Linked DNA regions of Homo sapiens: regions 2, 3 and 4 are each linked to region 1. The links are chromatin loops, found by intact Hi-C in ENCODE. Cell type or tissue: Panc1. All regions are shown on one strand.

Region 1 (8,000 bases):
GAATGTTAATCACTAAGACAATGGGAAAAATGTCTCCAGGCCATGTCAGAGACCTTTGCAGCAGCCCCTCCCATCACAGGCCCGGAGGTTTAGGGGGAAAAAATAGTTTTGTGGGCCGGGCCCAGGGTTTCTCTGCTGTGTACAGTCTAGGGACTTGATGCTCTGTGTCCCAGCTGCTCTAGCTGTGACTAACAGGGGTCAAGATAGAGCTTGGGCTGCAGTTTTGGATGATACAAGCCCCAAGTCTTGGTAGCTTCCACATGGTGTTGAGCCTGTGGGTGCACAGAAGTCAAGAACTGAGGTTTGGGAACCTTCACCTAGATTTCAGAGGATGTATGGAAATGCTTGGATGCCCAGGCAGAAGTTTGCTGCAGTGGCAGGGCCCTCATGGAGACCCTCTTCTAGGGCAATGCAGAAGGGAAATGTGGGGTCAGAGCCCCCACACAGAGTCTCTACTGGGGCACTGCCTAGTGGAGTTGTGAGAAGAGGGCCACTGTTCTCCAGATTCCAGAATGGTAGATCTGACAGCTTACACCGTGTGCCTGGAAAAGCTGCAGATACTCAATGCCAGACCATGAAAGCAGCTTGGAGGGAGACTGTACCCTGCAAAGCCATAGAGGTGGAGCTGCCCAAGACCATGAGAACTCACCTCTTACATCAGCATGACCTGGATGTGAGACATGAAGTCAAAGGAGATCATTTTAGAGCTTAAAGATTTGACAGCCCTGCTAGATTTTGGACTTGCGTGGGGCCTGTACCCCTTTTGTTTTGATCAATTTCTCCAAATTGGCATATTTACCCAATGCCTGTACCCCCTTTGTATCTAGGAAGTAACTAACTCACTTCTGATTTTACAGGCTTATAGGTGAACAGGACTTGCCTTTTCTCAGATAAGACTTTGGACTATGGACTTTTGAGTTTATGCTGAAATGAGTTAGGACTTTGGGGGACTGTTGGGAAGGCATGATTGCTTTTGAAATGTGAGGACATGAGATTTGGGAGGCGCTGGGGCAGAATTATGTGGTTTGGCTCTGTCCCTGCCCAAATCTCTTGAATTCCCACATGTTGTGGGATGGAACCAGTGGGAAGTGGTTGAATCATGGGGGCAGGTCTTTTCTGTTGTGTTCTCATGATGGTGAATAAGTCTCATGGGAGCTGATGATTTTAGAAAAGGGAGTTTCTTTGCGCAGGCTCTCTTTTTGCCTGCTGCCATCCACATAAGATGTGACCTGTTCCTCCTTGCCTTCGGCCATGATTGTGAGGCCTCCCCAGCCATGTAGAACTTTAAGTCCAATAAATCTCTTTCTTTTGTAAATTGCCTAGTCTTGAGTATGTCTTTACAGCAGCATGAAAACAGACTAATACTCTCAACAACATCTGTTATTTTTTGTCTTTTTAATAATAGCTATTCTAAATGGGGCAAGATGATATCTCAGTTTTGATTTGCATTTCCCCGATGATTAATGATGTTGTGTGTTCTTCATATACCTGTTGCTCATTTATATGTCTCTTTTGAAAGATATCAATTCGTGTTCTTTGCTCACTTTTTAATGGGGCTATTTGTCTTTCATCTGTTGAGTTTCCTGTATATTCAGGATTTTACTCCCCTATTAGATGAATAGTTTGGAAATATTTTCTTCCATTCAACAGGTTGCTTCTTCACTCTGTTCATTGTTTCTTTTTGCTGTGCAGAAGCTTTTTAGTTTGACAGAGTCCCGTTTGTCTATTTTTCTTTTTGTTGCCTGCGCTTTTCTGTCTTAACCATAAAATAGTTGCCTAGAGCAATATCCTGATGCATTTCACTGATTTTTTTCCAGTTGTCTTATAGTTTTGTATCTTACATTCAAGTTTTTAATCCGCCTTGAGTTGATTGTTGTATATGGTCACAGACAAGAATCTAGTTTCATTCTTCTGCATATAACTGTCTAGTTATTATAGCACTGTTTATTGAACAAGGTATCCTTTCCCTCATGTGTGTTCTTGACAGCTTTACCAAAGATCAGTTGGCTATCAATATGTAGATTTATTCCTGGGTTCTCTATTCTGTTCCATTGGTCCATATATCTATTTTTATAGAAATACCATGCTGTTTTATTACAGTGACCTTATAATATATTTTGAATTCAAGTTATATTATACCTCCAACTTTATTCTTTTTGTTCAAGAATGCTTTGTCATTTTGGATTCTTTCTTGATTCCACATGAATTGTATGATTGTTTTTTCTATTTCTGTGAAAAGTGACACATTATTTTGATAGACATTTCATTGAATCTGTTGATTGCTTTGGGTAGTAATCATTCTACATCTTGAAATTGTGGTGGTCATTACATGACTATATGTTCAACAGAGTATATAGAATTGTTTATATGAAAATAGTGAATTTTGCTGAACATAAATTTTCACAATTTTTAACAACTGAAGGAAAAAATAGGTGTTTTCAGAAAAAAGATTTGAAAGATTAAAATATCACAATATTTAAACTAAATTATTAACACTGTAATATATATATGTGGTGCATTTTTTACTGAAATGTTACTATGCATCAGATGACTATACCATGATGGTGAGGATTGTTGTTTATGATGTTTGCTGAGGTAACTCTAGTGACAAAAATCGTACCTAGCACATAATAGGCTTTAAAATTATTTGTTTAATTAATAATTTACTAAATCTTCAATTTTTGCAAAACTTATTGCTCTCATACTATGTAGACATGCTGGATTAGTAGTATAATAAAAAAGACAATGATTTATCTTGTGTTGAGCAGAACTTATGGCAAACTTTTGCTATATTCTTTTGAAAATTATTTGCAGAAATAGCCAATGATGTTAATGCTTTTAGATATAAAGTTTAACAAAAAAAATTAATTTGATGCCCTTTACATAATACTGAAACTCCTTTATAAAGATGATAGTTTTTTTTTTTTGAAATGGAGTCTCACTCTGTTGCCCAGTCTGGAGTGCAGTGGCGTGATCTCGGCTCACTGCAACCTCCGCCTCCCAGGTTCAGGCAATTCTCCTGTCTCAGCCTCCTGAGTAGCTGGGACTACAGTTGCATGCCACCATGCCTGGCTAATTTTTGTATTTTCAGTAGAGGCGGGGTTTCACCATATTGGTCAGGCTGGTCTCGAACTCCTGACCTCAGTTGATCCACACATCTCGGCCTCCCAAAGTGCTGGGATTACAGGTGTGAATAAATATGATTCTTAATATTAATATGTTTACATTTATATAAACCTATTTTCCACTCTTTCATAGGGACATATCTATCGAATATCTATCATAACTATGTGGCTTTTTATTCTGTTATAGCTAACTTTTTCACAGACTGTAATTCCATACCATCAGTGCTAGAACGTATCTGCTGTTTTCACTAATAATGATTTTCTTATTATTACATCTAATTAAGTATAATTTCATCCCATAAAGATGAACCAAGTAAGTCTTCTTGTAGCCAGTACAAAATAAGGGAAGTACAGCGACAAGAAAGAGAGAATTAGTAGAAATTTATTTAGTAGAAATAATGAAGGACCACAGTGTAGGACTTTTAGGATCTTATTTTCATAAAGATATAACCACTACTTTGAAGATATGATAGATGGAAGCCTGGCTAATATTTAGAGAAACTACATTCAGTAGTTGATTATATCTTGAGAAGTAGTCTTAACACAGTGCTTAAAAGACAAGATGCTATAGATAAGCTTGAAGTACTGATAACCTGAATAGGAGTAAAACCGCATACACGCTGTGAAATAGCAAGCATTACAAAACGTGGCTGACCTTTCTTATGCCTTAAGATAGCAATTTGTGGTAACAGAGAAATGATGATGGAACATCGAGTAATACTATTTTCAACAAAATTGTAGGCTCTACAAAATCAGACACCTTATAATATTTGGGAAGACTAAATGGTTAGCATATGTAAAGTAATGTGCTACAATATCTTTCCAAGGTTAAGCACTTAGCAGTTTGCTGCTATTATTATCATCATTTTGATATCCCCTACACAGCATGTAGACTTTTGCTGAGTGCATAGAAAATGCTCAGCAAAATAATTTTAAGTTGAATTGCAACAATTGAAATAGTGATTATTTTCTTGCAAAAGAATAGCCCCTCCCAAGAAACTAGAAACAACAATAATTATCATGCCAAAGGCAAGGAAAACTATCATGTGAAAATAGAACTTGTAGCTTATGTTTAGAGGACATTATCTACCATAATTCATATGACTTTTAAAATGTGGATAATATACATAAAATGATAAAAAAGTCAAAAGAAAGTTGAAAAATTACTAATTCTTTTTTCATGCATTCATGTGTGTATTTTCACTTTGTCTTACCATAGTGTTTTTAAACACGAAGTTTTAATTTTAAATAGTGATTTTTTTAAAGGCAAATACAGAAATTCAACGATATAGTACAAAAGAAATTATAGGAAAAAACGATCCTTAATTTCCCTTTAATTGAAACACCTTCTGTTTAGTCTATTTTTCTATTAAGATTACAGAACAAAATTACCATAACTGAGAAAGTGAATGTTGACTTTGCCGTTTTCATCTCTAGGTATCTACAGAGGGCAGCAAAGAGCTTCAGTTCAAAGACTAGCAGGTCGGGTTAGTAAGTTTCAATCGCTGCTTTCTGATTCCGCATCATTTGAAGCACTGCAAAGTGTCAAAAACAAGGTTCAGTTTGCTAAACTTATGCGATTGTTTGTTGCCATATGTGGAACAGAGTGAGGGGGACACATGGATCAGATCAACTATTTAGCTGCAATCAAGAAAAGATTTCAAATTAGTACATTGAGTGTGTCATTTTACTAAAACTAACCCAAAGCTTGATACAACAGTGATTTTTTTAAAAAATTATTTTACTAAGATATTACAAAATAAATTGTCAAGTTCTCCCAAACTCAGATCACGGTGTTTTATAAAATTATAAACTGGTAACTATTAATGAGTAGTGGGCAAAGGCAAATTCTATAATGATCTAAGGTGAGCTTGGTTTTAGGTGTTTTCTTATTAATGTATCTATATATCTCTGATTCTACAATTTCATTCATCAATTTTTATGATAATAAAATCCAAAATATATCCAAGAGGCCACTAGTACACCTGTATTCACTGAAGTAATTCATTGTTCCAGAGAGTGTTCTCATTCTGAGATGGAGTTGACCTTGTATGAGTTTCTTAAGATATGCCATTGTGAAAAAGAAGAGAAGAAATACTGTGCAGAGGGAAAGGTGAAACTGCAGTGCAGGCCTAATTCAACAGGATGCTTGGGACCTAGAATGGTCCTTGAGTCCTCCTAAATCAGGCTGAGAGGGTGAGGTCTTTATACTCCCACCTTGTCAGTAAGTGGATGTGGGCAATACCAGGAAGGGGACTGACTGTAAGCAAGGCAGCTGGGGCAATCCTGACGAGGCAGCAGGTCCTTCCTTAAAGGTATATTCGAGTGGGCATCATGATGTCCACCACATGCATATGCAATATGAAGTAATCAAAGTGCCTTATGCTAACACAGAAGGGGTGACATTTTCATTTACTTAGCAAGCTTTGTTATCTTTTACAATATTAATTCATTAACATGTTTAACAGGAAACTATTATATTAGCAGGTCTGTGTTAGCTCCTTCAATTTCTTGTCTTTAACAGGTGAGAGAGGTAACAAATGAAAATACTGAGGTTAATGCCCCATGCAAGGTTTGTATTAAGAAAAATAAATCACTGAAACACAAAACAAAATGACTAGGGAAATGCTTAATTGTACAGTCATGTGCTGCATGATGATGTTTCAGTCAACAATGGACCACATGTAGGACAGTGGTCTCATAAGATTATAATAGTGTATCTTTTCTATGTTTAGATATATTCGAATACACAAATACTTATTGTGTTACAATAGCCTACTATTCAGTACAGTAACATGCTGTACAAATTTGTAGCTTAGGAGCAATAGGCTATCCTACATAGCCTAGGTATGTAGTAGGCTACACCATCTATGTTTATGTAAGTACGCTCTATGTAAGTATACTACGGTGAAATTGCCTGAGGATGCATTTCTCAGAACTATCCTTGTCATTAAATGACACATGACTGCACTTAGAAGAGCAGTTTACAACACCTTCAGGCATTCATTTTTCAAAGAACCAATTTAGATAGGGACAACTGATGTTTTAATTTGAAACCATTGTAATCTCATTTAGGGAAATCCTTAGAAAACCAGTACTAAAGCAAGATGGGAAGGGGGCAACAGAGAGGTTGTTTTGTTTAAAAATAAACTGAATTGCCTTTTAGTATTATAAAAGAAATATGTACTCATTAGAGATATATGGACAAATAAAGAAATATAAAGAAGAAAATTGAAAATTACCTATAATCTCCACATCTATCAACACAGAGAAAATCAGTCAGTGTTTTTTCTTCTAATCATTTTTCTTTTGGACATATATAAAATTTTGATTCAGATTTTCTCATTTATAGATTGTTTTCTCTATTTCATTGAAAAATATTCAAATGAAAGCATGTATCTTCTGCAGCTTGTTCTGCTTGATGTACACAGCATTTAATGAGCACCATTACAAGTAATGGTATCAATAGCTGAACTATGGTGCATATTTCAGACAACTTCTTTGGACGAAACTAAACAAAATGGAATTACTTGGCCCAAGAGCACTAACATTTAGGTTCTTGATATATTGCCACATTGGAGTCCAAAATAGTGTGCATCAACTTAGATTGCCACAGACAGTATTTATATCTTTTCCAATAGTTCTTGCAAGATTTGAAAAGGAAGATAATATTTCACTGTTGTCTAATTATTTACTTTTTTGTTGTCTAATTAATTACTTTTTTGAAAGTAAACATTTTGTATTCAGTTATATATTTTTTCTACAAAATGTCTACCTAGAGAATGAGTGTTTTTTTAATAATTTATTTCTTTTTTTAAAAAATTTAAATTTTTTTATTAATATAGAGATGGGGGTCTTGTTATGGTGACCAGGCTGATTTAAGATCCTCCCACCTTGGCCTCCCAAAGTGCTGGGATTATAGGTATGAGCCACTGCACCCAGCTTAAAAAAAAATTGATTGCCAAGTTCTCTTTACACATGAAGGGTATACGTTTCTTTAATACATTAAAGGTATTTTGTTGTAATTTTTTTCCCCAGTTTGTCATGTTCTCATCACTTTTGATTACCTTCCGAACCACACATTTGTGTATGTGTGAATTCAGACGTGCAAATAATTTTCTTTGTGGTTTCTTCCCTTTTATGCTTCTAAAGTATTTTCCTAGCGATCTTATATACATATATCCATTTAAATTTATTATAGTAATCTTAAAAAATACTCATCTATATTTTGTTTCATTATTTAGCAGAAGACAAGGATATAAATAGATGATTCTTTTTCAATTAATTAATTACCCCAAATTATTTATTGGAGAGGTATTCAAACTTTTTGGAGCACAACCCACAGTAAGAGAAAAAATAAATTTTACATCACAATCTAGAACACGCTGACACACGTGAACACTTATATACATACCTATAACTGAAATGAAAGTGTCTAAAATAATTTTTATCCTCAGTATTATGTGATGAATTCTAATATTTTCTATTATATTATATTCCTTTCCTTTCCATCCCATTCCGTTTCAAATAAAAAAAAACTGCCTGTGGTTCACAAAATTGATCTAACAATTTATTAATGGTTCTTTCTGGAAAATATGACACACTGAATTCTTCTCTGGTGATCTGTACCTTATCTTATTTTGAGTTCTGATATTCTGGTATATGTTAAGGAACTGTAAATTCTGTTCCATTAGTATTGATTTCTAAGTACTATTATAATGTTTTAATGACTTCAGCTTTATAATATGGTAGAATGTTCTATAGAACAGGTCCCTTCCTCATCACTCTAAATTTTAAGATTTATCAGAGCTAGTCTTCCATATTTATTTTTGTTGGTTAGTGTAATCATTTTGTCACATTTTATTTTATAAAGAA
Region 2 (8,000 bases), 220 kb after region 1:
TAGTGAAAAAGCACCCATAGGCAATGTAAACTAGTAAGTGTGGCCATGTTCAAGTAAAATTGTTTTTTTTAAAGTAGGTGAATAATCCATAACTCATAGTTTACAGACACTTGAGTTAGAGGATAGTAAGAAAACTTCCAAGTTTGAGGGAGCAAGTGAAGATAAATTCTATGCCCAAAAATACTTAAAGCTTATAAATAATAAAACAGTTAAAGTTTTCTAGGGAACTAAAGACTTAAAACATTTCATTGTCCTCCATACAAATCCTGTGCAGGTAATTTTTTTTCTTTCCAGTTAAACTCATTATTAGTGTTTGAAGGTTATGAAAAGACATTTCACTTAAAAGAGTTTAATTTGATAATTAGAACAAAGATCACATACCAATGATTCTTCACTTAAATTTTTTCTCTGTAAGTCTATAATTTTTAAGCTATATATCTTTGCCACTAAGTTAAATGAATTGAATAATGACTATTGCCTCCCTAATCAGGTTTTATTAATCAATGCCAATATATTATCCAGAAATTATTAGATCAAAGAAACCATTACATTCATAGAATCTTTTTTTTTTCTACAATTTTCCAGTTTCAGTTGAGTTTTTTATTTTGGAACCTAAATTACATTTTCTGAAGTGTTATAGCACAGCATGTACCTATCTGGGAAGAAAAAAAAAAAAACATAAGCATTGCAGAATTGGCCTGATTTAAATTATTCTTGGTGAGCAGGTGGTAGAGATGATAATTGGTCTCTCTATGATGATCTGTTCCTTTCAACTATATTTAAGTAAAACAAAACAAAAGTCATACTAAATAGTTTAAGAAAAAAAGCTCAGCCTTTTTCCATTTGAGACGAAGTTTTAACTAAGCATGACAATATGACTTGGATCCGGACCTCTGAAAATCAAGTTTGTTTCTAGCATGTCACATTTTAAATTTGATTGCTTTATGATAATCCATCATTTATTTAAAAATCATGTTGTTAGTAAAAAGTTTTGATTCCTTCAAAGATTTGTTTCCAGATAGAAAACTAGGAGTGGAATGAGGAAGATCATTCTGTTTAGTGAATGTACAGTCTTGTACCACATAACGAGAGTTCAATAAACCAACAGCACTTATGATAGTCTCATAATATAATAATATCATATTTTTACTGTGCCTTTTCTATGTTTAGATACACAAATACTTAACATTGTGTCATAGTTGCCTGGAGTATTCACTACAGTAACATACTGTATAAGTTTATGGCCTGGGAGCAATAGGCTATACCATATAGCCTAGGGGTATAGTAGGCTATACCATATAGCCTAGGGGTATAGTAGGCTATACCATCTAGGTTTGTGTAAGTACATCCTACGATATTCGCACAATGACAGTATCAACTACAGACACATTTCTCAGATATATCCCCTTTGTTAAGCTACACATGACTGTATTTAGACGATAAAATTAGGCCAATGAATTAGGAGAAAGCTTAGCTCTAAACACCAAACTAGCAGATATAGTTTGTTTTAGAGGGCTCAAGAGTCACCTTTTTTGGTATCTGCAAAATGAAAAAAATTCAGCTGGCATTACAGTACAAGTCAGTTATAATGAGGATTATTAAAACAGCAAGCTGTCTATGTGCACATCCACATAAACCACTTAGTTACACAATTAAAATTTTTCTTTTTGTCACTGGAGAATCCAGATATCACTGGTTATCTGTCAACTGTGATTACAGCGATTAGTTTAGGGTACGTAATCCAGTAAGAGCCAAAGGAGATGTTTTTCTGGGATAGAAAAGAAGTTGTTTCTCTCTTCTACCAGAAGAGAGAATTTCCTTCTCCAGATGGTGTGGTGTGAGACTGTGAGGCTCAGATCAGTAACAGGGGAGCCTCGAGGGGCTGCACAGGGCAGGGATGGGGAAGCCCAATTTGGCATCTGAAGATTACATTTATATCACGTAATGGAAAGAAGGAGAGAGATCAGGTCATTGGTGACTTCATTTGAGCTACTCAATAAAGTTTGCCTGAAGCTAAAAGTCCTACCTTTCATTTGCAATAAAGATCCCTAAGTACATAAAAATAAATACATTAAAGTACTCTCTTTTGAATTGTAATTAAACTAATTCCAAGAGCTAAGGCCTGAAATAAATGCCAAGAATCCCTCCAAGGAGCTGCAACATTTAGAAAGATGGCAAGGGAAATCAGAACTGGTATTTTATCCCCAAATTCCCTATCCTGGAGTTTCTGTTACTTAGGAGAGCTTTGAAAAGGATATAGGTCGTATGGAATCATTCCAGGTCTTCATTCCTTAAAGCCAAATTAAGGTTTCAGTTTAAAATATGGGCTAATGAGGATTAAATATCCTGAAAGTACTTAGATTCCTTAACCAATCAGAGTGAAGTGGAAAGACCATGGTTTGGAGTTAGTTCCATGTTCTGGGTTCAAATTCTAGCTAACTCACTAACTATGCAATGTTGTGCAACTGTCTTTACCTCTCTTATTATCAGTGTAAAAGACTGATAATATACTTACCCTGAAGGAATTTCAATATGTTTAAATAATGGCAAGTTTAGGATAAGTACTTAGTACAGGATTCTAGCAGAAAATATCTGAAAACTCAACCTCCATCATTAATAGTACCATCATTTTATTTGTTTTACATTTCTTTGAATATGATTTCTGCAAACATTATGTCTCAAGGCCACTAAAGAAAGACTCTAGCAGTACTCACTCCTTAGGGAGTAGAAAATATTCATGATTATTATAATCTGGGAACAGACTTGGGGAGAGACAAATACAGTCCTACTGGCTCCCTTCAACTCCTAACCTGAGTCTACGCTGACGTAACATGGTATCGTTATATGAATGAACACATTACCTGTTCTACGTTATACCATATATATTTAATAAACATAGGTAACAAATAATATGTGACTTTTTTGCAAATAAATTCCAATCCAAGTTAGTAAATGTTTGTGTGCTGCCATCCCTGCCTCCCCACACATCCCTTTCCTGCAGTTTTATCAGGTTTTCTAACACATCATTTCTCTGTCTCCTCTGAGGGAGTACCACCTTCTGAATTACTCATAACATGGTGCATTAGGATTCTAGTTCCAATAGATCAGAATTGGAAGTGGTATTGGTATCTACTTAGAATCCTTGCTCTAGGTATTTTCCTGTATTTATCAGTAAATATTTATTTTATATGATGCCATAATATTTTCTACATAGGCAGGCCATGTTACATATTGAAATTAGCCATACTGGGTTATAATAATTAATTACATGTATGTTTACATAAAGCAGGTATCGAAATTGCACAGTGATTCACTCCATAACTCCAGAAACCTTGGAATGGCTCACATCCGTGTTTGCCGGTGCCCATGATACATGATTAACTCATAAGTCAATTTCATACAGCATACTAAAACAATTAGAAATAGCCATAACAATTTATGGGGTCAGTAATCCAGGCTCGAAAAGTCAAAGTGAGCTCACAGATTCAGAAGTAATCAACCACACGGTGACACAATGTCAAAAACTGCTAACATTGTAATGAAACATACATCAATGATTCCCTAAGTAAACATTTATACATCAGACAGTCACCATCATGAAAGAGATGTTATAATGTATTGCTTCAATGACGTAGCCTGTGTATTAACTAATCCCTAAACACTCATTGACAGGTAGTGTCTCATTCTCTTTGCCTCAGATGATAATGGCCCATTGAAGCTATTATTGTTTCAGTAGGAGAAAAAATTGTAGTGATGCATTTTACATTTCTATGGGGATTTTTTTTTAATTTATTATACTTTTTACCTTTCCTTTGTCTTCTAAAGAAAAATAATGGTATAGGTTTGGCAGCACACTACAATGCTTAACTCCTGAAGAACAATGCCATTTTAGAGTAATCCAAAGCCCCTATTCTATAACCAAAAGTAATGTTCAGCTGGAATTGACTAACTTTGCATGAACCAAGTGGTGAAGCTGAGTTGCCTAAGGTGTCTCTTTTCTTTCAATATATTTTCAGCAACCATAATTATGAACACATAAATGATGTAAAAGCAATTCCATCAATTCAAAGATTATTAAAAAATAAAAAAGAGGATTCCAGTTGTGCATGGACATATTGAAAAGATCTTACAAGGTTGCCCGTGGCCGAGTTGCAGAGCCAGGGTTGGTTTGTAGATCAGTATGAAGCTCAGAGGCACCCCACCGTGTATGAGAGGCATTCAGCATGCAACAAAGAATTTTCTTGTGTAAAAGAGAAGTAAACATCATCACTAAATATCAGACAGCACATATCTTTGTAAATATTATCTTCAGTGCTCTTTTAAGCTTTTGTTTATAAAAATAGTGAACTCTATATCAAGCACAAATTTAGGCACAGTAAATTATATCACATGCTTTGCGGTGGATTACCAGGTAATCCAATTGCTTGGAAGCCATTTCTGGTACACTAGGGCCTCCAGGTAGAACGGCTTCACCCCATTCATTGACCAACGAATGGAGAAGCACTTCACCATTTTTCCACTCTGACACACATGAACCGCATGTTCCCATGGGCAGATGAAATGTTAAGCACAATCCCTGGCTAGCTAACTATAATTACTTTTTATACATTTAATTTTCTGCTTAAGAAAATTATCAAAATACCATGGGAATCTGGTATAATGTCTAAAAATAATTTTCACAATTTTCATTGAGTTATGATTGGCAAGAAATTACTCATAACAAACTCTACAAATGACACCATGATGTTGAGGGTCCCTGTTCTGGAGAAGCATAATAAGAACTGTCACACACATCTGGGGAGTCTTAGAAACAGGCTGCAGCATCAATGTGACACAAAGTTCACTGCTAAACTGAAAGCCTATGTCATCTCACCCAATTTAGAAGACCTATCCCAGGATGTAAGCACTCCACCATGACTGAGGGCACAGCTGCCTGCTACTATAATTTTTTTTCTGGCATAGACAAAGGAGCAGAGTGGCTGATAACAAGACCATCAAATAGCTGCTGCAGGAGGGACTTCAGGTGGGAAGGACAAAGGAAATAAACAGGAGAGCAGGGCTTCAAAGAAGATAACACACTGTGAACTGCTGGGGAAACAGCAGTGGCTCCTATTCCCCTGCCAGGTAAACATAGCAACTGATTTAATTGGGTGGCTTAGTCGGAGAAAAGATACTCAAAAGAACAGGGGTCTTACAGGTATTGCCTTAATCAATGACACACAAGTAAAAGCTACAGCTAATGTACTAATTTTTGCATGTAGTGTGGGTAAGATTTTTTGGTAATTGTGGAACCTCTGAGTCACACAGAGAAATGAAGAGGGAGCAGCAGCATCAGGCTGGAATTTAAAAACAAAGAGCAAGGTATATACATGTTGAGAGGTAGCAACAGGGTTTCTAGGAATGCCAACTCTGGAGCCAGGCTGAGTGGGTTTGAATTCTGACCATACCATTGACTGGCTGTGTGATCTTGAGTAAGTTACCTAACCTCTCTATGCTTTGGTTCTCTCTTCTGTAAAAACGAAATTATAACTGAATTTATCTTATAGCTTCCTTATAAGGATTAATTGAGTTTATGAAAAGCATTTCAAACAGGTTTTGGTCTATTATTGTTTTAGAAAGCTAAGCTCTTATTATAACTGTCATTTTATGTATGTACTTACATATACATATAGTAAATTTATGTATGTACTTACGATTACATATAGTAAATTTATCAGTCTGAATTATTAGTTTTACATTAGAAAATTACAATTATCAGTAATTGAGGCAAATTATACTATAGTTTTAGAAGCTCAGTTCAAACCAAAAACATTTTAGAAAACATGTATGCAATGAAATATGCTCCTTTACTTATAAGGAGCATTTAGGAGGGGTTCCTAAATTTTTTTTTCTTTTCTTTTCTTTTTTTTTTTTTTTTTTTTTGAGATGGAGTCTCACTCTGTCACCCAGGCTGGAGTGCAATGGCGCAATCTTGGCTGACTGCAACCTCTGCCTCCCGGGTTCAAGCAATTCTTCTGTCTCAGCATCCCGAAGTAGCTGGGACTACAGGTGACCACCACCTCGCCCGACTAATTTTTGTATTTTTAGTAGAGACAGGGTTTCACCCTGTTGGTCAGGCTGATCTCGAACTCCTAACCTCAGGTGATCCACCCACCTCGGCCTCCCAAAGTGCTGGGATTACAGGCGTGAGCTACCGCGCCTGACCCCTAAGTCTTTAATAATAGCCATCAAAATGTTTCATTTGGCCCATCGATAAAGAAGCAGAAAACCCTGAGCTAGCAAAAACACATCTCATCTATTCATTTTAGCCCTGTGCCTTTGACATTTGATAGTATGTTGCTGTTTGTTTCATTCTTAAAGGAGTGTCCTCAGATCACTTTTTAGTTTCTGCCTTGGTATAATAAACAGTAGTCAATGGACTGATGTATTACATAAAAAACGGGCACTATCTTCAGAACTTAGAGAATAGTAGTATATGCCCTGCTCTTTGTTTTACAAATATGACCCTGCTACAGTTGTTCCCTCTTCATCTCCATGTGTGACACAGAAGTTACACTGTTACCAAAATGTCTTAGCCACACTACAAGGGAAAAACAGAAACTTAGAAAATAGAATGTAGGAAATAGTCAGAAATCAGCACTTTTTTTCTCAACTTAGAAAACAGAAGTAAAGATAATATGAAAAGGATTTTTGTGATTATTTTCCCACAGTAACATTGTTCTCCAGACTGGAAGTTGACTTTCTAACTGTTTCTCCATAAAAGGTGGACCTTTTAGTGTAGGTCCTATGAGATATGCATGCAGAGACTATAATGCCCTTTAGAGAATCAGGCAGCATGGATGGGAAACATTTCAGAGACAGAATTGCTAGGAGAGGGGTATTTTTAAAAATAAAATCTGCATTTATTAACATAATGCAAATATGATGAGACAAACTTACATAAATACATCATTTTAATAAATTACACTGTGGAAAAAATTAATAGACCTCCTGGTTTCAGACATTGCAGAGTGCAACCTTCTCCAGGACCTCTTCCTCAACCTCCAGGGCAGGTTGGTGCCCCTCTTGCACTGGCCTTTGCTTCACAGACTTTTAAATACCTCATCACCTGTCCCTCTTTACCACTAGTACTGTATGTTTCTTACTGTAGGAACTGTGTCTTTTTAACTTTTTAAAAATTCATACAACTTAGCAGAGTGTACCACAAACAGCAAGGAGTTTATAATTACTGAAAACAAAAAAAAAGGCATCTTTGGGTAGTTTCTAGATATTATAAAGTGAACAAATACTGTGTTTCTAATGTAAAAGAGTTGAGCAAAGACAATTTAACAAAAATCTGTGAGACCTCAGAAAATTATTACTGAGGAAGGAAGAAAGAAAGAATGAACGAAAGAAATGAAAGAAAGAAAGAAAGAAAGAAAGAAAGAAAGAAAGAAAGAAAGAAAGAAAGAAAGAAAGAAAGAGAAAGAAAGAAAAAGAAAGAAAGGGAGAGAGAAAGGGAGGGAGGGAGGAAGGAAGGAAAGAAGGAAGGGAGAGAGAGAGAGAAAAGGAGGGAGGGAAGGAAGGAAGGGAGGGAGGGAAGCAATTTTGGTTGAGTATGAAAGTATGTACTACCCACATAAGTGGGACACTTTGAACAATGAAATATAGATGTTTTCACCAAAGAAGGGAGTCTTATTTTTTTCCGACTTCAGACAATTCATCTTCATCCATTAATTTTTCCTTTTTGTAATATGTACCTTTATGCTAATTTTTAATATGCAAATAACTTACAAATATATGCTCAGCATTTGAGTACAGGCTGTGCTTTATTACATATTACATGCATGTATGCAATGTACTTACATTTTATTTATATATATACATATGTCCCATGATATATGTAAATATATACATATATCTCCTATCATATATGTATAAATGCAAAGACATATATTCTACTATAGTTTTTTTAACTACAAAATAAAATTTGGAATGAAGCAGGAATTATCTTGGACTAT
Region 3 (8,000 bases), 590 kb after region 1:
GTACTCTCTTTAATAATATTTGTCAAAGGAATAAATTAATAAATATAGAGAGGAAAGTCAGAGGGAGGAGTCTCTGACAGAGACTGCTATTTGGCTAGTGTATTGCAATCTAAGTACCATTCATCTTTACCTTTTTTCTCAGAAATAAAAGTGACCCCAAATCCTAGCAATATCCCCACCTTTGGAACTACTTTAGGGAAAGGAAAGTAAATTACATTGCTCCAATAGGGCATCTCAAGAGTTTTCTTTATTTTATATGGTTAACCTGTAGTAGAATCAGTCACCACAGTTTTTCCCCTTTGGTTTAAGTACCACACAGACCAATACAAAAGGTATTTCCTAGAGGAAAGAGAGAAAAGGTAAGTGGCTTGAATGGTTTTCCTGTGGCTTCTGCAGTGACAACCCACGTGACTAGCAAAAAGCATTTGTACTGATTTTAGTTATAAGGAAAACCAACCATGATAAGCAATAGGAGCATTGATTTTTAGGTGTACTTATCTGGTCTTTCCCTTTTATGTTTTAGGTTTTTATATTTTAGTTTATTCACAGCCAGCACACCTACATTGCTATTCCGCAAATGCCTGAAGCTAAATGTGAAAAATTTTCCCAATGTCCTGGGATCACCAAGGGACAAAGCTGTGGAATTTGTAAAGATGACCCAAGCTCCTGGAGTTATGCCAGTCATCCTTGATGAGACTGGAGATCAGCTCCAGGACCAAACTGTTCTTTTGAAACCCTCCACACCAGAGGTCACAAGAAGCCAATCTCCTAGCATGGAGAAGAAGGCAGAATTAGCGTTCCAGGGCACTCAGCTCCTCAGTGACTTGTGCTTGGATGGCTGAAGCTTCAAATTGCTATGCTAAATACATCAAGTAATTCACATAGGTAATAAATTTAGGAACACAACAGTCTTCCTGCAAAACTACTCCCTCTTCTGCCTCTCCCTAAGAAAGAAAAATATAATTTCAACTTTGTCTTCTCTCTTTAAATTGTTCATCATTGCTTTAGGGTACACAAGCAAATGTTTGTTTTATTCCTGATCTCAATTTACACTGTTTTCTGAACTCCAGTTTCATAGCAGTTTGTCAATATTATCTTTCCAAAGGAACCAAGCAAACTGCCAGAATGCATTTCTAATGGCCTCCTGGTGGTAATTAAAATGTCATTTTTGAAATAATAACCTGCTTGTTGTACCTGACTTGAAGTAACTGCTCAGTTTTACTTAGACTGCATTACTCTTTCCATATTGAAGACCTATATTTAAAGTAATCAAAGAATGCTATATTTCTTGAAGTGTAATAAAACCCCAGCAAATTTGACATGTACCCTTTCTACCATGGCTACGTGCATGGAGCATTTGCAATGCAATTTAGATCACACCTGGTATTGCTTCTCGGCCTTTTGGCTAAGATCAAGTGTAGATCACACCTGGTATCTTTGGGGCTCTATTCTTCCCTGCCACACCTCTCACTCACGGAATTAGGGTCGGAAAGCAGATTCAACAAATTATCTTAATATGACCATCAGGAAAATCTCCTCATCCTAATCATAGAGTGGAGTGGTAATATAGGATAGCAGTTGTTTGAGAGGAAATATGGCATAGCAGTTATGTGCATAGACTCCAGAGCCAGGCTGGCTGGGTCCAAATCCCAAATCCATCACTTATCAACCATGTACATTCTGGACAAGCTGTTTAGCTTCTCTGTGTTCAGTTTATCTGCAAGATATTGAGAATGGTACCTCCCTCACTGGGGTTTTGTGAGTTAATTTATGTAAAATTCTTACATTAGTTAGTGCCTGCCACATAATCAGCACCGTGTAAGTGTGAAACATGATGGTGGTGATGGTGATGATGATGATGATGAAACGTAGATTTGCTTGGTGAATTTTTGAGTATCTACTTCAAAACATTTATGGCCAGACCGTAAAATTATCAGGAAACAGCTCTGTGATAGGCTAGGAGTTTGGGAATACAATAGCAATTCTTTTTGAGATAAACCACATAGGAATCCTGGTTTAAGAAATCACTGGTGTGGCCTTCTGGACTGAGCCCTTTCCTGATAGTTAAGAAGCTTGGGAATTCCTACTTGTTCAGTTCCTGACAGTGGGCAAGTCATTTCTCCCCTTGAACCTCTATTTCTTTATTTGTAAAATGAAGATAGTGTATTAGATGAATTCGGAGGTGCTTTTCAGCTCTAAAATCCTATCTTTTTAATCAGCTGTTTGTAAATCTGATCACATTTGGAGCACACTGGGAAAAACTTGCCACTTTAAAAAGTACAATGTGACAACTGGGAAAGTGCTTTATTATGGCAAATTCTCCCTGTTGATTCTAGCTTGTTAATGTGGCTGCTCAAAACCCAAGTTTATTCACAGCCAGCACACCTACATTGCTATTCCACAAATGCCTGAAGCTGGAAGTAAGAGGCTCTGATAGGAGCTCAGCCAGTCATCTGCACCAAGCCCACAGTCCTCTCTGGGTTGGGCATGAATGCACCTGAGTGGTGCAAGTTGTTTGAGACTGACTTGGCAGCCTTCACTCTCGGAAGGTTGCCTGGTTTCTAACTTCCATTTGCACATATGTTATCTGCCTCTGCCTCCTACTGAACAGCCATCTACCCCTCCCCCTGCCACACACTGGCTTGTAATAACTATGCATATTTCACATCACCCAAATGATTTTGAAGTTATTAATTATATTAAATTGTCTCCTGGGGAGAACCCATACACATACACACCAATTCATGCTTTGAAGGTAAACATTAAATTTTTCTGTGCCAAAGAAAATGAAAAGGGAAGAAATACGATAATTGAGATGAAATCTTCCTCCAGTTAATTGTCACATAACAAAGATGATAAAGTGTCGGGTGGAGAGAAAAGAGGGCTAACGTTGAACAAGCACCTATTCTGGGAGGCCTGTGACACTCGATGTTGTTCAGCAATGTTTTATTTCATCATTAGAGGATATGCATTGTATTCCCTACTTTACTTTTTTTCCCAAAAAGTTTCACAAAGATTCCTTGTCTAGAGTCACACACAGCCAGTAAACAGCTGGCATTCTGGAATGTGACATTACCAGAGGACACTTCACTATGCTTTCTGGAGGTCTTCAAGACATCCATCTTGTAATTCTTTTAAATTCCATTTTGTTCATCTGTAACCAATGTAATGAATACCCATTTTATTTATACCTTTATGAACATACGATTATAAATTCTGAATCTTTATAAGAAGAGATGTCATATTTGTTGGTAAAATTGCCTTGAATTTACCATATTCTTATGATTTAAGGTTGGAGAAAGGTTTTATGTGCTACGGCCGAGTATTTGCTCTCTACAGTTGAAATCCAGACAAAATGTGGAGGATGATACATGACATTAGCCAGTAAAATGTAATCAAATGGCACGAGCGTCATCTACTGGTTGGGTTGTCCCACCTCAGAAACACTCAGTTGGACTGTATAAAGTGATTAAATTTTGTTTGCAAATGCAATCCAGAAAAATATATCCACTTCAGATACCTTTTTAAAAAACAATAACTGAAACAGATACTATTAACTGGAAATCTACAGACAAATAGGACAAAATGAACCACTTTTTTTTAATGAACTGCATTTAGATGAATAAGTTAACTTAAATATAACTAGCAATTTGCAAACAACAAATAGCTGTAAGTGCTCTGTGATTCTTTGGTAGCTTCCCCTCACTCCTCATTAGACAGTGATGAAAGCCCTGGTAAAAATTCTTAGCCAGAACACCCATTAGGGTGACTATTATCAAAAGAGAAAAAAAGGGGGGATAAGGAAAGGAAAAATAATAAGGTGAGGGTATGGAGAAGTTGGAACTCTTGTACATTTCTGGTGAGAATATAAAATGGTGCAGCTGCTATGGAAAACAGTATAGTGGTTCCTCAAAATATCAAAAATAGAACTGTCAAACAATCCAGCAATTTCACTTCTGGGTATATACCCAAAAAAATTGAAAGCAGGATTTTGAAGAGACATTTGTAAAACCCCCGTGTTCATAGCAGCATTATTTACAATAGCCAAAAGGTGGAAGCAACCCAAATGTTCATCAGTGAATGAACAGATAAACAAAATGTGGTATATACATACAATGGAATATTGTTCAGCCTTAAAAAAGTAAGGAAATTCTGAAAAATGCTACAACATGGATGAACATTGAAGACATTATACTTAGTGAAAAAGGCGAGTCACAAAAGGACAAATACTGTATGATTCTACTTATGTCAACTACGTAGAGTGGTCAGATTCATAGACAGAATATAGAAGGGTGGTTGTGAGGACTGCAGGGAGAGAAGAATGGAGAGTTCTGGTTTGATTCGTATAGTTTGAGTCTGGGAAGATGAAGAAGGTTCTGGAGATGGGTGGTGGTGATGGTTGCACAACAATGGGAGTGTACTTAATGTCACTGAATAGTATACTTAAAAACAATATGGCAAATTCTTTGTTATGCATATTTTATCATCTGAAAAAAAGGTGGAAGTTGGGCAGGAGAGAAGAACATAACAGATTGTGTTAGTTCAGTCTGCCTTATTGCCCAGACTTGAATTTACCCATGTTAAAACTTTGAGCCTTTTCTTCTTCTTATATAAAATGTTAATCATAGGGAGAGAATCACAGTTATTTGAAAGGATCAAATAAATTCTTAGATGTTATGGGTGGGGGTGTTTGGGGGGGACTCTTAGCTGGAACTCCTGCTCTAAGTCCACAGTCTTTTCTACTTTTCTAGTTATCACAGCTAAGCTAGCCAAAGTTCCTTCCTTGTCAGTTCTGAGACACTAATTGCATAGAGTTCTTCAGTTATCCAGAGAGGGAGGAAACTAACATTGCTGAATGCTGAAGATGTGCAAGTGTTGCAACAATGATCTACTTACGCAATCTCTCAGCTGTAGAGCACGCTACGCTATTCCCATTTTGCTAATCAGGTAACAGGTTGAGAAAGACAACCATGATTATACAATTTGGTGCACTCGGTCATCATTTAATGCAGGTAATACAGCCAGTATATGAGTCTACTTTGTCTACCTAAAATAGAAAGGAGAGGGTAAAGGAGACAGAATGTTATCACGAATTGAGCTCCTGTGGTGTATTGATTACTGGTTCAGATTTCCCAGACTTGCCATTCTCTGGGGTTCATCTACGTGATCTCCATAAAGGTGATCATCTTCATGAAGTTAGCAGTTGCTTACATCTGATCATGCAAGACTGTAAAGTAACCCCACCCTCTCAGTTCCCTTTCATGTATTCCCATTCCCTTCCCAAAGTATTTCTGATATGTGGTGTCACATCTATGCTCTCCAACCAGTGAAGTCAGCTATAGGGTGCCTGCTAGACATAATGCTGCCATTGCTTCCCCTGGGCACCTCTTGTTATCACTGCCATTGCCTTTGCTGTTTGTCTTCCAGCTGCCATGGCACTACCAGCCACCAGCCACCCTTCACAGGTGCTGCTCTCTCAGCTGCACATTGCCACTGGTTTTAAATACCCCTTCTTCTTTCACTAGGTGCCACAGTCCCCCCGGTTCCTATGCTGCTGCCATTTCCACTTTCAACTACGTATCAGGCAGAGACACCTTATCTCATCTCAGTCTCAGGTAGAGACTGCAGTTCTTCCTGGGTACAGTCACTATTGCACTGGAACCTTCAGATACCTGAGTATGATGGTCAGTGCCTATTTGGAAGAGAAAAATTTTTCTTCTATTCTGATAACCCTTGTAAGATGAGTACCAAAGTGAAGTTACCGGTGTCTCGAAGTCTAACACAATTTTAGTGAGAGCACCTTTTCAGGATGTATTCACAGTGCTCTGTCTCCCTAAATTGCAGAAATGAATTTAGGGAGCTGACACACAATAGATTTGAATGGCAGGCCAAACTATATACAAAAATCATTCCTCCCTACTGACTTTGAGACTATTACCAACTCAAAGTAATTCTTCCTTCCGAAGTTTGTTTTCTGGAACCCCTTTTATCCTATGTGAAAATAGTATCCTGAGTAGCCTACTTCACCATTTCATCAGACTTTTTCAAACATCTTTAAATCCTAGTAGCAGGCACAGATTAGGCCTCACCTGGATATCCTACTACAAAATTTCAGTCTCATTTAAATCCTACAAAACCCCTGTGAGGTACATATTATTATCTTCATTTTATAGATAAGGAAATTGAGTGGCTAAGTAACTTGCCATTAAACAGCTAAGCCATTAACATTAAACAATAAAACAGCTAGTTAGTGGTAGAATCAGGATTTGAGCCAAGGTTTGGCTGATATCCGAAGCCCAGGCACTTTATCACCACCTCCTGCCATACCTCCCAAGCTCAGTGCAGGGCTTATAAGGTGCCAGCCACCTTCTTCAATCACACAGCTCAGCAGCAGTATTTCTCAAGCCTGCTACTGCCCCTGAATTACAACTGCATTAGGTCTAGGTTGCACTTGGTCTTCATCACACATATGTTTCGTGTGCTCTGCACTGTGCTGATGCCATGCAGAAAGCTTTTAACACCTTCATCATTTCATGTAGGAAAGTAGTATTTTCCTTTCTGAGTGCTGATTAGAAAACTCCATTAGTCTAACGTCTTTGTTTCTTTTTTTTTTTTTTTTTTTTTTTTTTTTTCTGAGACGGAGTCTCACTCTGTCACCCAGGCTGGAATGCAGTGGTACGATCTTGGCTCACTGCAACCTCTGCCTCTCGAGTTCAAGTGATTCTTCTGCCTCAGCTTCCTGAGTAGCTGGGATTACAGGCGACTGCCACCATGCCCGACTACTTTTTGTATTTTTAGTAGAGACAGGGTTTCACCGTATTGACCAGGCTGGTCTCGAACTCTTGACCTTGTGATCTGCCTGCCTCTGCCTCCCAAAGTCCTGGGATTACAGGCGTGAGCCACCGTGCCCGGCCCCAGTGTCCTTTCTTAAGGTTGACTCCCGCTCTGAGCTAGTACTCTGAAGTTTAAATGTTTATTGTTGTTTGATTTGGTTTGGTTTTTTCCCATCACACATGGGTTACATAAGCTTCTTATAAAACTGCTTAGTGACTGACCTCTGCTATTTAGAAGCACTTGTGTAATTTATTCTAGAAGGGTATTTGAGCTCAATGCAGAGGGTGACAATGAAGAAGGTGAAATTGTCTCCATTTGGCTTCCCCTGAATTCTCCATTATAAGGACTCAATTACCATAGACAAGAGAAATGAAACTGACTTTTAGGTTATCATCTCATTCTCCCCTGCCAATACATGATTGTTCTCTTCAGTACTGTCTAGAATATTGCTGATTCTAATTATAAATCAATCAAGCAACAGGTCTTCATTTACAGTATTCCCCAAAAGGATAATATCATTACTGTCACCCATTTTGGCTACTGCTTGAAGTATTCAGCTTGGATCTAATCTTGTCCTTCACTTTGTTCTCTTACTGACGTTTCTACAGAGATGTGTTTACAGTTTCTTGATATATTTTGGGGGAAATTTTTGTTTTTATTCACTTCTAAAACATATATTTTCATAATTTTTTAATTTTTATTTATTTTTATTTTTTTATTTTTAGACGGAGTCTCGCTCTGTCGCCCAGGCTGGAGTGCAGTGGCATGATCTCGGCTCACCGCAACCTCTGCCTCCCAGGTTCACGCGATTCACCTTCCTCAGCCTCTCAAGTAGCTGGGACCACAGGCGCCCGCCACCACGCCCAGCTAATTTTTTTTATTTTTAGTAGAGACGGTGTTTCACCATGTTAGCCAGGATGGTCTTGATCTCCTGACCTCGTGATCCGCCCGCCTCGGCCTCCCAAAGTGCTGGGATTACAGGCCCAGCCTATTTTCATAATTTTTAAGGGGTGAGAGAGGCTTATGTTTACTCTGTCAAGGCTCAGTTCTTTTTTATATGTGTTTTGTTATAAAGTGTGTTAGCAAGTCATCTCAAGGTGGATTATTAATAAATAATCCCTAGTCTTTTTCTATACTCACACTTCCTCCGTGTTGACTTGAGTGGT
Region 4 (8,000 bases), 670 kb after region 1:
CCATCTTTTCTTGAAAGAATTATTTGAAAGTTATAACTGCCCTAATTGTAAAATGTTCTGACTGTCTAGGTGTAATTAAAAAGTAATGATATCACTTTAGAGTTTGTGGTGATTGTAATTATAATATTACTATTAATAATTTTATAATTATAATGGTAATTATATTACTATTAATATTAAACTATTATAGTGATTGTAAACATACCATTTTAGTAAGGGAAATCAGGACTAGTTTTAGAAGTGTCATTTTAAATCAAGGCACAGTCATGTTTCAGTTAAACTGAAAGTAATGGATGTGAACCTCTTTAGTCCTTTTTTTTTTTTTTTTTTTTTTTTTTTGAGACAGTTTCACTCTTGTTGCCCAGGCTGGAGTGTAATGGAGTGATCTCAGCTCACTTCAACCTCTGCCTCCTGGGTTCAAGCAATTCTCCTGCCTCACCCTCCCAAGTAGCTGGGATTACAGGCATGTGCCACCATGCACAGCTAATTTTGTATTTTTAGTAGAGATGGGGTTTCACCATGTTGGTCAGGCTGGTCTCCAACTCCTGACCTCAGCTGATCCACCCGCCTCAGCCTCCCAAAGTGCTGGGATTACAGACGTGAGCCACCGCACCCGGCCCTCTTCATTTCTTAAACAGATTCAGCATTGCATGCACTCAACCTCTGGGGAGAGTGTTTCTCTACTTCTCTGCAAGTTTACGTAATTTGTGTGTGAGGGAGATTTGATCCATGAGTGAGGAAGGCAGAACAAGGACAACCAGAGTAGCACCTCAGGTTTCTCCAGCAGTTACAGAAAGCCCATGGAATTGTGAAAATGTTTAAGTTTCTTCAGGTTCTCCAGGCTTTCTTAGAATCTAAGCTTTTTTTCTAATCACAGTCATATATTCTCTGTAGGTCTGATTTTCACCTGTGTCCCTGGGTTTCTTATAGTTCTCCTCAGGAAAGTGATTATGATTGTTGGTGTGAAATCACAGCTACTTTATTGTCAGTGATGGCTCTAGTTATTTCTGGCTGAGGACTGGCCTTTCTTTTTGAAGAGGGCATAAGGTCTCTCTGAGCACCCATTGCTTCTACATGACTCTATCAATGGGAACAGTATTGTGATGTTTTTTCCCGTTTGACTTTTTGCCCTCATCAAAAAATACGTTGACTCCAATTTTGCCCCAAAGAATAGCTCTTGAATTATCAAGATCAAATTTAAAGTCTTCCTAATTTTCTCTTTCATCTCCTTTGAATTTCCTGGAACTTCAGAAAGTGGCCTCCTGTTTTATATAATACTATGCTCCTGATTAAAAAAAAAATTGAAGGCAAGCTCTAAGAAATGTTGTATGTGCATGTTCTTTATTTCATACCTTGCTGTGGTTTTTTAAGTATGTCAACATTTGTATCAGTTTCTTTCACCCCAAAGTTTGTTAAGAATTTGGGGGACTTGTTTCTTTATGATAAATATCTTTAGATATTTTCTTCTCCCCTGTTAATCTAAAATAATTTCCTCTACTAATCTTTCTGTGATTCTTTTCAATTTAGTTTTAGGAAATGTTTTCCTTGTCACCTTCTACCCACAGACTTTGAATTTTCTATTTTCATAATTTTCCATATTGTTCTTTTAGTACTTCAAACAATTTGTAACTAATTATGGGTTTTAGATATAGAAGAAAAATAATTGTGAGGCACGAAATATGCATTCTCAGTAATTCACATACCCCTGGCTAGACCCTGAATAGAAGAGATGTAATTTGCTTATAAATGTTACATATATATTGAGAGGCCGAGGCAGGTGGATCACAAGGTCAGGAATTCAAGACCAGCCTGGCCAACATGGCAAAACCCTGTCTCTACTAAAAATAAAAAAATCAGCCCATCGTGGTGGCACGCCCCTGTAGTCCCAGTTACTCGGGAGACTGAGGCAAGAGAATCGCTTGAACCCGGGAGGCGGAGGTTGCAGTGAGCTGAGATCGCACCACTACACTCCAGCCTGGGCGATGGAGCAAGACTCTGTCTCAAAAATAAAATAAATTCTAAAAAATTACATATATAAATCATTTCTTCACAGGCTTGGGGATTTCTGCTTCCTGGATTGAGGTATCATCCCAAAAATCAGAAGCACAGTTAACCATTACACTAACTTTCCCTAATTCTAATATCTCCTTCTAGACTTACGTTTTCTCCCTGGCCTCAAATAATAAAGGGAAGCGGTTGTTTACATCTGCAAAAATATGGTATAGATATATTTGCCACACTGTTTAAAGGCCACACCCTCTTTATACTCACACCTTTTTTTTTTTTTTTAATTTATTTTTTTTGAGACGAAGTCTCGCTCCATCACCCAGGCTGGAGTGCAGTGGCACGATCTCCGCTCACCGCAAGCTCCGCCTCCCTGGTTCACGCCATTCACCTGCCTCAGCCTCCCTAGTAGCTGGGACTGCAGGTGCCCGCCACCACCCCCGGCTAATGTTTTTCTGTTTTTGTTTTTGTTTTTTGGTGTTTTTTTTTTAGTAGAGACGAGGTTTCACCGTGTTAGCCAGTCTGGTCTCGATCTCCTGACTTTGTGATCCACCCACCTCGGCCTCCCAAAGTGCTGGGATTACAGGCATGAGCCACTGCGCCCAGCCTCATATCTTATATATTAATTATAATGAATTTTTTTTTAGCACTTAGAACCACTTCAGAGCACGAAGAGTCAAAAACTGACTAAAAGTCAATAATCAATTTGCATAGAAAAATCTCTGAAGGGTCACAAAGATAATTATTACTGCTAACTTGATGGCTAGAGCCCTGGATTTTAAAGCTTGCTTTGCACTGTTTTCCTCCATTGTGTTTCTGGATTTTGTACCATGTGCATGTTTCACTGTGTCAAAAAAAAAAAAAAAAAAATTTATATATATATATATAAAAGATGGTGAGCAAAAAAAAGTCACTATACAATGTGCAAATATTTTAGTACCCATATTAGAATTCTTCTCATTTTAGAAGGTTTAGGAAAAGTAAGAAAATGGATAAGAGCATTCTTTGAGCAATAATTGACAATCTGGACTTCTTGATGAACTGACTGTGTAGAATGCGTGACTGCTCCCTTTCTGAAGACACTGAAATGTGTCCTACACTTTTCATTACAGAGTATAATCTATAGTACAGCCACGATGAAAAATCAATTATATAAGTTTACAAATAATTATATTAGAAATAAAATAATCATAATTTCCCATATATAAAAATCAACACAATCATATTTTTCTTTTGTCCAAATATCAACCCTGAAGTGTTGATTTATTTACAAGAGCCTGTAGTTCAAATTCTAAGCCAGCTTCCAGCAGTGAAGCAAACAGTCCTCCCACCACAATCCAATAAAACCTTAGATCAATATAACAAACACACTTTTTAATGGGATTATTGGGTTTGCACAAAAGCATGGAGAAATCTTTAAGCCCCACCACATCCAACACAGTGGCCACTACCACAAATGAGCAGAAACCAGAGTGAGGAGGAGTCAGTTATAAGCAGACTAGAAAGCCAAAGTTGCTCTGGGGGTATATGAGAAGACCAAGCTTTGGACCAGTATAAAATTGGGGAGCTGCGTTTCTGATTTTGCTTTAAATCAGTTGCTCTCAAAGGTGCCAAAGTGATGCCAAGTTTGTAGCTCGGTAGCAGCCCCTGGTGCCCAACAAAAGCAAATGCAGAACTCTAGAGAACATAATAGAGAACTTGAAAAGAATGCATGGTTTCTGAAGATTGCTTTTCCTCCTTTAAATTACTTAACCCCATTACATGTCTCTATTGAGGAAGAAAAGCTCAATTGATGCAAACACCTTTTAAAGAAGAAATACCACCTTTATGTATATCCTTTTCTGACATTTGCATTACTTTTTGAAAACCCCTAATCTAAAAATTATAGAAAATTGACCATACCTTTTGTTTCTGTAGGCAGAAATCATTTAAATTGCTTGACCAATTTAACTACTCTATTTAGTATTATAAATAATAGAATTCAGTGGTAATAATATACAACATTTACTGAACACCTACTATATTCTAGCAGTTTACTACTCTAAGCACTTTATAGATAAGTCTCATCTAATCCTTATAGGTAGGTAACTTCATTATCCCCATTGTACAGTTAAGAAAATTGAAGCATCCACAGAGTTATTAAATAACTTGTTCAACCTCCCACTTTAAAGGACAGATTCAAACCTAGGTGGCCTGACACAAGCCTTAACTATTACGTTCTACTGCTTCTTATGGAGACTGTTGTTATCGGGGAATTTTTAAAGGAAACGTAAAAAAAGTTTACATTTCAAATTATTCCTATTCTCTTTATGAACTACAAATATGTTCCCTGATCCTTTTTTTCTCTCAGCTTAAATGTTTTCCAGCCATGCCTACTTCCAAAGAAATAATATGAAGACAAGGAGAAAAAATTATTGGATTTCTTAAAAGTTGTCACATAGCCATTATAAATATAAATCACAGGGTAAAATAAATTTTGGAAATTCAAACTTTATGACAGTTTAAAGGAATAAATTTTTCTATCTACCTTAAAAACAAATCAATTATTTTCCCTCATTTCAAAAGACGGCAGTTACAGAAAGCTGCATGTTAACTGTATACATAGACTGTGTCACATGAAAATATGGATAAGATATTAAATGTGTATTCTTCTTCTTGAGATGGTTTTATCTTGGCTTCTGGTTATTCTTTAATGAAACTGGGTGGGAACGTTGAAAACCATGACATTCTAACTTATCATTGGTCTTGTACCTGAGAAGCAACATGTTAGATACTGGCAGGGCAATAAACAAGAAAGCAAACGGAATGGCTGCCATGCATATTTTTGTAATATCAAAACCTTAGACTGTACCAGAACCATAGAATTTATAAGGACTGAACTAAATGCACAAATACATACATTTATTCTCTCCCAATTAAACGCTTTCAGTTCCTGCACTATGTACAGATCTTTGAGCCCTTCTGAATTTCTTATGGAAAGGAGAAAATTATATTTACTGAATTCAACAAAACCCTCAGGGCAGGCAAGATGAAAGGAATTAAATTTCTTAATTCTTCACAACAGTTAAAGTGTAGGTATTAATAAAATATGTTTTTATAGATCATTGTTTATAAGACTATATGTTATAAATGTCTGTTTCGTGCCCCAATGTTTCTATAGAATTTCTAGGAATTCTATTTAACAGTCCTAGTCCCACAGAAAATTTTTACATCATTAGCATCCTTTAAGAAGAGGTGTTTCTTCTTTACTGAAATATTCTTTGTTTTTATTGTCAGTGAAAAAAAAAAATTCTTGTTCTGGTTTGAACGACATCTAAGAGACACAGAAACGCAATGGGGAATGCACAAAAAATGTCAGTGTTTGATAAAGTCTGTTCGTTTTAGCAGTAAATAAGGAAAACATTATATTTTACATATGAAGCTGAGGCAGGAGAATCACTTGAACCTGGGAGTCAGAGGTTGCAGTGAGCCAAGATCGCCACTGCACCCAGTCTGGTGACAGAACAAGACCCCGTCTCAAAAAAAAAAAAAAAGACTATTTTTCAATTTAACAATAAAAGCATACTGAGAAATGCATCTTAAAAGTCAAAAAGGACAATTTTACTTAGCCACTTCCTAATCAAATATAGCTTCACGCCACTATAAAAAAGGTAAAACATGCATGGGTTATTTGGCTCCTTCTCCCTAGTCAGAATTTAAATAGTCCAGAAATTCTCAAACCACAGATCTGATATATATATGATGTGTGCGAGAGCATGCTTACATGCACATTTTTCTCATCAGGCTGCATGGGACTAGGAATACTCGCAGGAGTAGCTGACACAGGCAAGCTTGGTTGGCGTGTAAGGTCTGGTTATTTCCCTCCCATTATTACGAAGTTTGCTCGGTTCTTAACGGGTAATTTCTTAACAACTTACACAATATCCAATATATGTCATTTTTAAAAAATTTAAGCCGATACAGAAGAAAGATATATTATCTAAAATGCAGCAAAGTTAATTTCTATTTTCCATATTAATCAGGGAAACAAATATGATATAGCATGAAACAATAATTTGCAGTCCTTGAGATGTTAAATATTGGTTCAGTGGACTGCACAGTGAACTGATCCAGTACACCATTTTATGAGTTGAATTGTGCCCCCACCCCCAGATTCATATGGTGAAGTCCAAACCCCCAGTATCTCAGATGGTGACTTTATTGGGAAATATGATCATTGCAGATATAATTAGTTAGGACGTGGTCATCCTGGAGTAGGGGTAGACCCTTCATCCAGTATGACTGGTGTCCTTATAAAAAGAAGAAATTGGAACCCAGATGTGCACACAGGGAAAATACCATGTGAAGACTGCAATTATGTTGCCATGGGTCAAAAAGCTACCAGAACCTAAGAGAGAAGCCTGAAATAGATCCTTCCATAGTGCCTCCAGAGGGAGCTGGCCCTGCCAACGCCTTGATATAGGACTTTAACCTCCTGAATGTAAGACAATAAATATCTATGATTGAAGCCACTCAGTTTGTGGTGTTTAATTATGGCAGCCCTAGAAAATTATTACATATCATTTGGACCACATTCTCCTTGACTGTACACTGCCTAGCTTAGTGCCTGATGGTTAGTATGCTCTAAATAAATGTTTCTAATAATGCAGGAAATATAAGACCAGTTTCTTCTCTCACTGACAAATATTGGAGTTCCTCAGACAACTGCTTTAGGTACCCTTGTTTCTAATTGCTACACTGTCTTCCTAGAAAATTTTATTCAGGTATTTTATGTCATTGAGTATCACTTAACAAATCATTATTGTAGTACTCTATATAGTTGCTCAGAGTTGGGGGAGACATGTCTTCTCCACCCTCCATGTTGCCTTGAATGTCTAGGAGAGTACTGAATTTGCATTCTACCATCTCTTTTACTCACTCTGCCCAGAAGAGGTGCAGGGATTTATCTGAGTGACACAACTTGGAAGATGAACCTGGACCTTCTTGGCTCAGTTCCCCTTTTCTTCCCCTAAATATTCTACTTTGCCCTTCTGGGAACAGATTCTACCCTTACATGGAAGCCCTGCCCTGGTTCCACACTGCCAATGAATAAATTGGTCCTCTGGGTTTTGCCAGAAGCCCTTGATTCTCACATTAAACCGTATCCCTAGGTGAGCCTTTGTGAGTAATAAATATGGGAATGTTATGGATCTTTATTTGCCTTATTCATTTTTTTTGTCTTATTTTGTTAAGATGGGAGAGGTAGGTGCTACTTATTGCTTCCCTCTCAGCTTAGTTCACAGCAGCCTGATAAAAAGGTCTATAATCTCCCCCATTAAGGTCTTGTCAAGTATCTTACACACTATAGATATTAAATTCATGTTTGCTACTTTAATGCTTGATTAATTAAGAATAAAGAAATGAATGAATAAACAGATAAACTGGGAGAACTTTGTCCAGTAATCTCTGATACATCAACAAATATGATTATAGATTTCTCCAAAGACTAGATCCTTTTTTAAGAGATGTCCTACATTTCTCTTGAGAATTTAATGGTATTATACAGTAGAAGGAAAGTTCATTTGTCCAAAGCCAAGCTTCTTGAATGACTTCTCTATTAGGATAATTCTGTATTTTCCTTTCATTCATTTTTAAACCTATTCCAATCTGGCTTCACCAACCACTCCACCGTAAATACTGCCGTAACTGGCAGCCAGTGTCACCAGTGATCTGCACATCATTCGGTTCTACAGATTTTATGTCCTTGTCTTGCTGGACTGTGCAGAAGCTTTGGCCACAGTTAAGTGTCTTGTCTTCAACACCCTTTGCTTGGCTTTTGCAACATGAAGTTTTTTTAATTTTCTCATTGCTTCCATGGCTGCCCTTTCCTCTTCTCTTTTACCAGTCCATTGTTTCAGTGACTTAAATGTTGAAGTTCATCAGACAGCTGCTCCAGATTCTTGTTTCCACTTCTCACCCTGTCTCTTGGCAATTTCATTTACTCATGGCTAAAATTA

Evidence for each region. Hi-C counts contacts between places; a loop is a spot of excess contacts. Peaks named below come from ENCODE experiments on the same cell type or tissue, not always from the same donor. Only the 100,000 strongest peaks of a DNase experiment are listed, where the experiment ranks them.
Region 2: a loop joins it to region 1, with 2.2 times the contacts of the local background. A loop is called at or near these places in 4 of 110 quality-filtered maps.
Region 3: a loop joins it to region 1, with 7 times the contacts of the local background. A loop is called at or near these places in 11 of 110 quality-filtered maps.
Region 4: it touches region 1 in a loop (11-fold over the local background); 41 of 110 quality-filtered maps call a loop at or near these places.

Annotation. Positions count from the first base shown.
Region 1 is chr7:79,173,639-79,181,638 of GRCh38, reverse strand. All of the region lies in intron 1 of MAGI2 (membrane associated guanylate kinase, WW and PDZ domain containing 2), which reads left to right. LOC105375366 (a long non-coding RNA gene) reads right to left here. Exons shown (of 3, transcript XR_927698.3): 3 at 4,443-4,660. Among named protein-coding and RNA genes, the nearest start is that of MAGI2-AS2, 170 kb to the right of the region's middle. In Panc1, CTCF peaks have their summits at 4,392 and 4,591; a DNase peak (open chromatin) is centred at 4,628; H3K4me3 peaks cover 220 bases; H3K27ac peaks cover 234 bases.
Region 2 is chr7:78,955,187-78,963,186 of GRCh38, reverse strand. The region is part of intron 2 of MAGI2 (membrane associated guanylate kinase, WW and PDZ domain containing 2); the gene reads left to right. Among named protein-coding and RNA genes, the nearest start is that of MAGI2-AS2, 50 kb to the left of the region's middle. In Panc1, no CTCF peak of the experiment used is centred here; a DNase peak (open chromatin) is centred at 3,496.
Region 3 is chr7:78,583,054-78,591,053 of GRCh38, reverse strand. The region is part of intron 3 of MAGI2 (membrane associated guanylate kinase, WW and PDZ domain containing 2); the gene reads left to right. Among named protein-coding and RNA genes, the nearest start is that of MAGI2-AS2, 420 kb to the left of the region's middle. In Panc1, CTCF peaks have their summits at 3,190 and 3,413 (motif pointing left); a DNase peak (open chromatin) is centred at 3,423.
Region 4 is chr7:78,506,426-78,514,425 of GRCh38, reverse strand. The region is part of intron 4 of MAGI2 (membrane associated guanylate kinase, WW and PDZ domain containing 2); the gene reads left to right. Among named protein-coding and RNA genes, the nearest start is that of MAGI2-AS2, 500 kb to the left of the region's middle. In Panc1, CTCF peaks have their summits at 3,399 and 3,630 (motif pointing left); a DNase peak (open chromatin) is centred at 3,655.